Regions from separate parts of the Mus musculus genome. Here region 1 is linked to region 2. The links are chromatin loops, found by intact Hi-C in ENCODE. Cell type or tissue: left cerebral cortex. All regions are shown on one strand.

Evidence for each region. Hi-C counts contacts between places; a loop is a spot of excess contacts. Peaks named below come from ENCODE experiments on the same cell type or tissue, not always from the same donor. Only the 100,000 strongest peaks of a DNase experiment are listed, where the experiment ranks them.
Region 1: a loop joins it to region 2, with 2.3 times the contacts of the local background. A loop is called at or near these places in 5 of 42 quality-filtered maps.

What each region holds. Positions count from the first base shown.
Region 1 is chr16:50,043,590-50,048,589 of GRCm38, forward strand. Gm4827 (predicted gene 4827) reads right to left here. Exons shown (of 4, transcript NR_045935.1): 2 at 2,177-2,451. Among named protein-coding and RNA genes, the nearest start is that of Gm32101, 3.5 kb to the right of the region's middle. In left cerebral cortex, a CTCF peak has its summit at 2,627; a DNase peak (open chromatin) is centred at 2,629; H3K4me3 peaks cover 729 bases; H3K27ac peaks cover 744 bases.
Region 2 is chr16:50,304,443-50,309,442 of GRCm38, forward strand. The region is part of intron 3 of Bbx (bobby sox HMG box containing); the gene reads right to left. Among named protein-coding and RNA genes, the nearest start is that of Bbx, 130 kb to the right of the region's middle. In left cerebral cortex, a CTCF peak has its summit at 2,431 (motif pointing left); DNase peaks (open chromatin) are centred at 2,422 and 2,987.

The sequences.
Region 1 (5,000 bases), 260 kb before region 2:
TCACACACATTGCCCTTGGACCTACACATGTGTACTAACACACACACACATATACACACACACACTACACACACACACAGAGTCAGTCAGTCAATCCATCTACATAAAATAAAGCATTGTGAGATAAAACAAAACAAAACAATGTGGTTAAATTTTGGAGAGGCAGAAGGGCCCTACTCTATGAGCTCAGAGTAGAATGATATGAAGCGCTTTTGAGACTGTCTGATATCCAAGGTCATTTACAGAAAGGGAAAAGCCAGGGCTGGAACTGGAGAAAGGAGGAGCTGAAAGGTTCGAGCCCCATGGAGAAATGATGAAAATGTGCTGTGGTGGAGCCGGATTCCAGCGCTGTCTGAGATACAGCAGGGTAGGCAGCAACCGGAGGGCACATGTGTTCATTGCTTCTCTTGTGTCTATGAGCAGATACAAAGACAACTTAAGGAAGTAGTCATTGTAGTTGATCACTGTTTGAAGGAGGGTATGGGAAAGTATGGCCCAGGGAGTGTAGGGGTCTAGACACCCATATATGAATGTATGAATAATACTGTGTCCTTCATCAGAAAACAGAGAGTGTGCATGCTCATTATTTAAATTACGTGTATGGGAGTGTCTGTGTGTGCCTATGTATTCATTAGACTTAAGTGCCAGTGGCATCAGAGTTACAGGAGATTGTTAGGTCCCACAGCATGGGTGCTGGGAACTGTGCCAGTTTCTCTGCAAGAACAGGAAGCCCTCTTAACTGCCCAGCCATTTCTTCAGCCTCCCTTGATTATTCAGCCAGAGACCTCAACCCATGGAATGATACCACCTGCCTTCATGACACACCTCAGCTCCTCCTTGGTTAAACCTCTCTGGAAGCAGACACATCCAAGGGACACACAACTCCCAGGTCATTCCAAGCCCAGTCAAAATGACCCTGAAGATAAACCCCAGCAGACTACATTCTGGCTATGGGAAAGAACATCATCTAACCAAGGCAGGACAGCCAGGGCTACACAGAGAAACCCTGTCTCGAAAAGAAAAAAAAAAAGGAATATCTGATTTACATTTTAAAAGACCAATCTGGTTGCTACAGTGGCAAGTGAAGCCCCTCTTTGGGGAAAGGTGGCAGTAAGAAACTGCCGACAAGATATTTTGGGTATCCAGGTGAAAGCTGATGAATGGTGGCTTGTCCCCGAGAGGAGCTGCAAAGATGGCGAGGAAGCGACAGATGCAGACTATTTTGGAGGTAAGCCAACAAGAATTGGAAGGGGATGGAAGATACTATTTCTAAATAAAGAATACAACAGTTCCTATCTTTAGTTCAAAAGCCTTTTATGTCAAATGATATAGCAGCTAATAGATCCACTCTAAAAATATACTTAATGTACATTTATGCTAATATTAAAGTTCTTTAGGCCTTTAAAGTTTTTCTATCATAAAAATAGTGCATGCTTATGAAAGAAAAATTCCAGATACAGAAAAACAAAAGTTAGAATATTATATATATATATATATATATATATGATACAAGTTTTTTTTTCTGAAAAATTATGGTTTGATCTTGCATTGTGAGGGCGCCAAATCAAATTCCTTTCTCTTTCTCTGTCCCTGTCCCTCCTCTCCCTCTGTCTGTCTGTGTGTGTCTCTCTCTGTCTCTGTCTCTCTCTGTCTCTGTCTCTCTGTCTCTCTGTCTCTCTCTGTCTCTCCCCCCCCTTCTGTCTCTGTTTTTTTTTTCTCTCTCTCTCTCTCTCTCATTTGAAAAACTGCAGTTTAACCACAGCAACACAATAGCTTCCTGTAGATCTATTTTGTGTATCAGAGATACCTTCCCGGGGGGCAGACTGGGGCTAGTGGAGTTCCACCTCTCCCAGACCTTAACTTAAGAACTTCACTGGCCTGCTACACAAATCTATATCTATTCCTGTTTTGATGGGGAGGAGGAGGAGGAGGAGGAGGAGGAGGAGGAGGAGGAGGAGGAGGAGGAGGAGGAGGAGGAACCCCAGTTATTGACAGCAACATTTGCCTGAGCAAGGATGAATAATTCAGGTCAGTGGGGGAGCTAGTTGGAAAACCTTTTAAAAGGGCAGTCAAGCCTGTGTTTAGAATCCAGCTGATGTGTGGCCTGTTTCTGTAGGAGGGCCCTTGAGTTCTGTTATTTTTAATGCATTTGCCCTATACCCCTCCGCAAACTCACCCATGCACTAGGTTCCCTATTTGACCTTGTCAATTTAAAACTTAGGATGCGGTCGATTGCTGCACGGGATTGGCGAGAGTGAGTGGTTAGGGGACACAGCAGGGGCACGGGACCCTAAGGTCCTGCGCAGAGAGAAGAGCCGAAGGCTAGGCTGGTCTTTCAGCAGCGTCCCATCCCAGGCTGGTGAGGTAGCGCGAGCCAGTGAGCTGTAAAGTGGCAGGAACCTCCGCGCAGCATCCTCTCCCCTGCCGCGCGCAGTAATGGATCTCTGCGTCCTAAAAGAGGAAGATAATACCGGGTTTAGCTTATAAATAGATGGTTGTATGCTCTCCCTGCGAAGCATTGATTGAGACAGCCAAGCTGACTATTGATCTAATTTTAACTTACATTTTAGCCCTCACGCTCCCGCCTTCCTGTCAGTGCTCCGGTGAGTGACCGGCATTAGCCAGTGAAACCGCTAGAGGGCGAGCCGCTTGCCTCCTGGGCTCTATGGGTCTGGCCTCTATTTATGCAGACTAAACAATGCTAGCCTTCATCGAATCTGAAAGATAGGAGTTTGCTTTTCTCGCGCTGGGATGACCTCATCACTGATGAAAGTCAGAGAAAAGCATAGAATTGGACGACTGGCAGCAGAGAGAGATAAAGCTTGCAGTTAACCTCCTCCCACTCCACCACTTCCACAGAACACCAGGCATGTGCTTCCTACCCAAACCTGGTGAAACAGTGAGGGCAGACGAAGGGAATGAGAAGTTCTCGCAGTTGTCACTCCTGTGAAACAATCACGGTGTAAAAAGTTCATACTGCCTATGCCCTGCCTTTACTGAGATGTCACTAAATGCCAGTACGAGGCCGACCTCCAGGCAAGTGACTTAATTTAAAAATATATTATTTCAGGCCAGCCTAGGCTAGAAACTGAGACCCTGTCTCAAAACAGCCAAAACAAACAAAACACTATATATGTGTGTGTATTCATTATTTCTAAACATAATTCATATTGTCAAGGTTTAATGAATACCAGCAATTTCATACTAGTGGTTTATGTAGCTCAAATCTTGTGGTATTAATAGGGTTGGGAATTGAAGCCCACCACTTTCTCGTTCATTACCTTTTGAATCATGGAGTATTGGATACAATGTGTGGGGGTGCCAGCTATGATCAGGTTAGGCTGATCTAGATCAGGCTAGCCTATGGGCATGCCTGGAGGGGCTTTTTTCCTACTTAGGTTAAATGGAAAGACCCAGCTCGGTGTACACAGTACTATTCTCTGGCATTTGGGTCCTAGGCTGTATTAAGTAAAGCAAGGAAAAAACCCCACCAGAAACAGAATGCATACCTCTCCAGACGTTCCCACCTCGCCCTGAGCTTCCTCAGCATTTAGACCTGCCTTTCCTGATTGAATAAAACATTATTCGTAAGAGCTAGTGGCTGCCAAGCATCTGTTTCAGGTCAGGCATTGTGCTTGCCATTATAATTACATTCATTACCTCATTAAATCCTCAAGAAAACCTATCAGATTCTATTATTAACTCATTTTAGAGCTTAAGAAGCAGGCTACAGTCTTTGCCTAAAGTGGAGTACCTAGAAAGGGACAGAATCCTTGTTGATTCTGTGAGGGATTGCCTAGATCAGGCTAGCCTGTGGGCATGCCTAGGAGGGGCTTTTTTCTTTCTTAGATTAATTGGTGTGGAAAGACCCAGCCAACCGGCCCGCTGTATGCAGTGTCTCTGGGGTTGAGTCCTGGGCTGTATTAGAGTAAAGCAAGCAAGCACAGGTGAATTTATTTCTCTCTGCTCTAGACTGCGGATGTGCTCCGACTAGTTGCTTCAAGCTCCTGCCAGTGTGACTTCCCCCCAAAATAATGGACTATAAGCTGGAATTGTGAGCTAAAATAGGCCCTTTCTCCCATAAGTTGTTTTTTTATATCGGGATATTTTATCCCAGCACCAGAAACGGAAGTAGGACAACCATCATGTTGCTAGGTAGCCGGTTAGATATTAGCAGGATGAGAGGACATTCAGGCTGGGCTACCTTCTCAGAATCAGCAACGTGGAAAAGCAAAGAACTGGAGCTTCCTCACCACATCTCTGGCCCTGGTGCGATGCTCTGAAATGCCAGGATATGATTAATGGGTAACCGTGAAAACCTGGCTCAGGAACTCTAAACCTTATAAGGTTACTGTATAGCAGGAAACCTTCTGATAAAGAGCAAGTCGCCACATAAACAGTCACAGAGGCACACACCTATGATCCAGTTCTCAAGAAGAGACAGCAAGAGGACCGGAAGTTTAAGGTCATCCTCAGCTACATAACGAATTCCAGATTGAAGCCAGACAGAATGCATGAGACCTCGTCTAAATGAACAGGAACAAGGGTGCACTAATACCCGCTCCTGTCAGAGTTGATCCAAGGATCATCAAAGAACACACCCAGGAACAAAAGTAGCTTGTCATCTGGTTCTGTCAACTAAGCTTTATCAAAACACACACACACACACACACACACACACACACGCACGTGTTGATCCAAATGAGCCTGTCAATCACCTGGAAAGAAAAAGATGTCTCTTAGGAAAGCTGACTGTTCCAGGGGCTTAAAGTTTGTGCACTTGTCTCTTTGGTTACTGTACTATTAGCATTTCTCTGGAATAAACTGTATCATCTTCTACCCTAAACTGTGGGTCACCTTTGAATTCTCTCCATGGACATCACAAGAGAAGTCCCCGATGAGATCCTGATGGTGTTGTCAGGTATATTAAGAAACATGCCTACCTGTCAAAACTCTGCATGCCTAAGCGGAAGGGTAGTGTGTGAGAAGGAAAGATGGAG
Region 2 (5,000 bases):
TGAGCTGTTTGAAGCATAACTGAAATCTATATTCTCAGTATTGGAAACCTTGCAATTTACAAACTCATACTCAACAAGAAATCTGATGCTACCGATACCCTTTTGAAAGCAGTATATAAGGGTTTAGAATGAAGATATGTCAAGGCTCAGAGAGAGGAAGAGGAGGGCAGAAAGATTCTAAGAGTCAGAGGCAAACTCCAAGGAAACAGTGTCCTCCAGATGCACAGGATACATACAACACTTCACAGAGACTATGCACACACAGAGGCTGCACAGGTTACCAACCGGACTAAACCCCAGCGCTGAGAAAGATAAGTGGACACAAAGCCCCACTGCTTACAGAGAAGCTATCGCCAATTGATACCTCCAGGAAAAGGAAAATTAGTTTTCTCTAATAGAGTGTCACAGGTATGTCAACCACACTGCAGGGCAGACCCCACGTCCAGGAAAACAAAATGAGCTCCTTTGTGCATGTTTTGTTTCATTTTTTGTTTTGACTCATGTTTTTGAGGGAAAAGAACATGGCCTTGGGTAAATAAGGAGGTAGAGAGAACCGGGGAGAGTTTGGAATAAAGGAAAGAATCCGATCAAAATATAGTGTATGAAAAAATTAATAAAAAAATGAAAAAATTAATCAGAAAGAAAATAAAATCCAAGTTCTTAACTATGTCTTGAAAGAAACTCCAGATTACTTGTCAACTGCGTTTGCCGATATCCAGGTATTTCGTGTTATTGGGCTGAAATTTAACAGCATAGACACGCCAGCGTTCCTTTTATCCATAAACTTGTATGCACAGTTCCCAGGCTCCTTGCTCACTGCGTTACTCTGGGGGAACAACCTAATCTTTCTGCACCTCTCACGCTATATTCAGAAACAGGAAATGGCTGTCTCTACAAATCTTCACACCTAGTCATGTTCCTCCTTAGAACTCTGGCTTCCACAGAAGTGCTTATGAAGATCCGCTGTTATTATCCTTGCAATTAATCACAGAACATAAACATTCAAATCAACTTAAAATAAGTTGCAATTAGCAAGTTCTAGCTCCTGGCTCATTAGCATGCACAGCTCATGCATTCAGTACTGCTGAGCTACTGCAGCTAGATGTGCTAACCTTAGCTCTGCTGCTTGTTTGCCTGATGCAGGTTCTTTACTCTTTCTCATAGCCTGGAGCTCACCACGTAGCCCAGGCTGGGATCAAACGCATGACAGCATTGCCTGAGCCTCGAGTGCTTTAGTGTATTAGTGGATGCTGCCAAAAGCGAATACTTCTGGATCTCAAAATCTGTAAGAAAGAAATGATGGAAGAGAAAGAGCTAAATAGAAATAATGGGAGACTAATTGGAAACTACGTGGCGAAGGTGGCGCATGCTTGCAATCCAGGTACTCAGGAGGCTGAGCAGGGCTGTCATAACAGACTAGCGCAGGCTGCAAATAAGATGCTATCTCAAAAGCAAATGAAACAAACAACAACAACAAACAAAAATAAAACAACGGCCAAACTACCAGCTGCAATTTATAGTAATAAAGTCTTGAATGATACTACATTTCTCAAAAGAATTAAAATAATCAAGGGAGAAAACTGACAGACCATGTGACAACATATATATTTGTGTGTGTGTGTGTGTGTGTGTGTGTGTGTATACATGCTTAAAGATAAAGAGACCAAAACCCTCAAAAGAATAATAAATATACTGCATACAAAATTCTTTATATAATAAGATTATGAGTGGATTTATTTTAACTTTTTTGGTAATTTTACTATTTTTTAGTGTTTCCTTAGCTTATAATAAAACAAAACAGAATAAAACAACTATCTGGATATAAGGTTCTATTAGGCATAAACTCTAAATTATAAAGTTAAATGAAGATACGCGTTAAACTTGTGGGTACTATTATTATTATAACTGTTAATGACAATTTGGAAAATAAGAAGGAAACATTCCAGAAGATCAGGCTAGTGGCAATTAACAGGTAAGAACTTGAAGCTGAGTATGCTCACACACTCCTAATCCCAGCACTGATGAGAGACCGAGGCAAAAGGGTACAGAGCTGGACTACAAAACTGAAGAAGGAAGAACAAGAACTTCAGAACCGTATGGAATATAAGCTACATCTGCCCAAAGCACAAGGCTCATCACCCGAGAGAAACCAAGGGTGTTTGTCTAACGGATGGCCATCATACCCGCCCGGTTTTCTCTACTTTCTACGATTTCATAAGTATTACAAAATGTTCAAATGGCTACAAAAGCAGGTTCCAGTACTAACCAAGCATGCTGTGATAGCACTTTTACTAACAGAGGAATTTTAAGGTTTACAGAAATCTTTGTTTTCATCAGCATCCAAGATTCTGAGGAAACAATTTGTTTGAATTATACTATCTAGTTCAGAATGCCACAAGTTAAATCTAGGACACAATAACAAGGTGCCATCTAGTGGATGTTTTGTAAAGTTTCTCTTCACATGTATACTAAAATGACATAATCTTGTATAAAGCTGAGGAAAGTGAGGAACTGTCTATCCCTTACAGCCCCTCCTCATCAATTACTGATCTCAGCTAGACTAACTCATTACATCATTTAATATCACACACACACACACACACACCACTATTTGGCAATATTAATATTACATTTGAAGTTAAACCTATACCACCATCACACAGGACAAGAACAGGCCAATGAAAATTTAAGATGTGCAGAAGACAAATAAAGATGCAGATATAGTCTGAAGGGAGAGCCAGCTTAACAAGCATGTTCTTATTTACTTGTGCTAATGATATGAGATTATTATATCAAGAAGTATAATTACATTAGGAAGGTAATTATTGTTATTCTATGCCATAGCAGAACATATTCACTTATGCTAACCAAGCTCCATCTGATAGTTAGAAACCAGCAGGACTTCCAAGAAGGACTTGCACAAAAGCAGGAAAGGAGGTCATGTCTCTGTCAGCACAGCTGCTGAGGCCTTCTTATACCAGCAGGCATGGCAGCAACACGAGTCATAACCAGTTAAAATGAAGCTGATGCCAAATGGAACACAGTAGAAATACACATGGCTGAACGGAGGCTGAGAAAGCGGACCAAATAGTCATTTCAGTTATTCTTCCATAATCAAATAAACGTTCACATTTATATTTAATCAAGTAAAATCAGTATCTACTGGAACTATCACAGTTGCAGACCATTCTTGAGCTCAGATTACATCACAAGAGGTTTGCAGCATGTGCTGCTTAGTTGGTCAACTTAACCCAACTAGACGTAGCTGGGAAGAGGGACTCTCAAGTGAGGACTGTGTCCATCAGGATGGCCTGTAGGAAAGTCACACGGGCATTTTCTTTACTAATGGTTGACGTAGGAAGGCCCAGCTCACTGTGAGAAAACCAGACTGAGTGAGCCATGAGGAACAAGCCAGTGAGCAATGTTACTCCAGAGTCTCTGCTTCAGTTTCTGCCTTGAGTTTGTAGCCTGACTTGCCTTCATGATGCACTGTGACTGGGACACGCAAGCCAAATAAACCCTTTCCTTCCCAAGTTGCTTTTGATCATGGTGTTTTGTCACAGCAACAGAAATCAAACTAGGATGGGATGGGTAGTAGTTTTGTTATATGTTTTTAAAGATAGTGCATGCATAGCATGTATGTATATGTATGTATGTATGTATGTATGTATATATATATACACACACACATATATATTTATATATTTACACACACATCACATATGTATTAAGCTTTTCTTTTAGATTTCTTTAGAATTTCACATTGTAATATAAAAATTAATAATTTACTTGAAAGACACTCTACTCTGAAAAGTTTTATGGTTCCTGTCACAACTCATTTCTGTGAGGACTTCTGCATTTGTTACTACTGATCCTAGTGTTATAGTTTGCAGAATAATTTCAGCTTAAGGAGTTATTCTTTTAAAAGTGGAACCATTCATTTCATCGGAGGTGGCACTGCAAATCCGATTCTTGGGTACCATCCAACTTACAAAGGGAGAAAACAAGATCCACAGATATCAAAGGTTAACTCAAGTGCACTGAGCTAATTATCGTCAGAGCCAGGGTCTCTTGATCACTCGATTAGATCTCTTTCCCTAAATCACACTGGCTCCTTCTTTTTCAGACAGAAATGAGATGTCTTCATTAATATTGCCTTAAGGAAAGAGAAACCTCCTTAACTGTCTACGCTTTGATTCTACGAGGTCCATATGGGAACTGCTACTTAGGTCGGTCTGAAAGGCAAACGAGAGAGTTAAACTGAGTCCATCTTCTACCATGACATCAGTGGGACTGGGATGAGGCGGCTTCCCAGAACAAACCCATCAGTTTGGGAATCTGTGTTGTTCACCAAATGGGTACAAGGAGACGTTTGTTTTCCGCCAACTTGGTCCACAGCGTTTGCTGAGACTGTGGGGGCAGAGCCACCTCGGTGAGTGCTCAGGATCACAGGCTCACAAAGAGCACGCATGGCCTGGCACTTAGTATTTGAGAAGAGAGTCCTAATTTTCCTCACAGGTGGCATCTTTTCTCTCCCATCATCTCCCAGAGTAGGTGGAGATAGACCACACATTCTTTCTTCTTGGACTGGTTCCTGTCACCATGTGTCTTCCTATCTCTCAGCCTTTGACAGCTGACACTTGTAGCTGACTTTCACATTAGGGTTACGCTTCTCATCGCTGTAATTTTGCACTGTATGTCTTGCTATTCACAGAACCAGATTCTGCACAGTAAATGTACATATGAAGTGAAAGCTATAAATTCAGATGCAAATACTAACCGTAGATAGACGAATGCCTTGGCTATTTCACTTATCTCTAACTTATGGTTCACCTCATCCAGTCCTAGAGGCAGCAGCCCCGCCAATCTAAATAATCCTAAGGCTGGAATTTGGAAAAACTCTCTCCACTAGATTTCAGCTCAGGCTGAACACAATTCGCCTGCATCGGCTTTGAAAGAAGACTGAGGACCATAGTGATAAGACAAATCTCAAAGGGGTC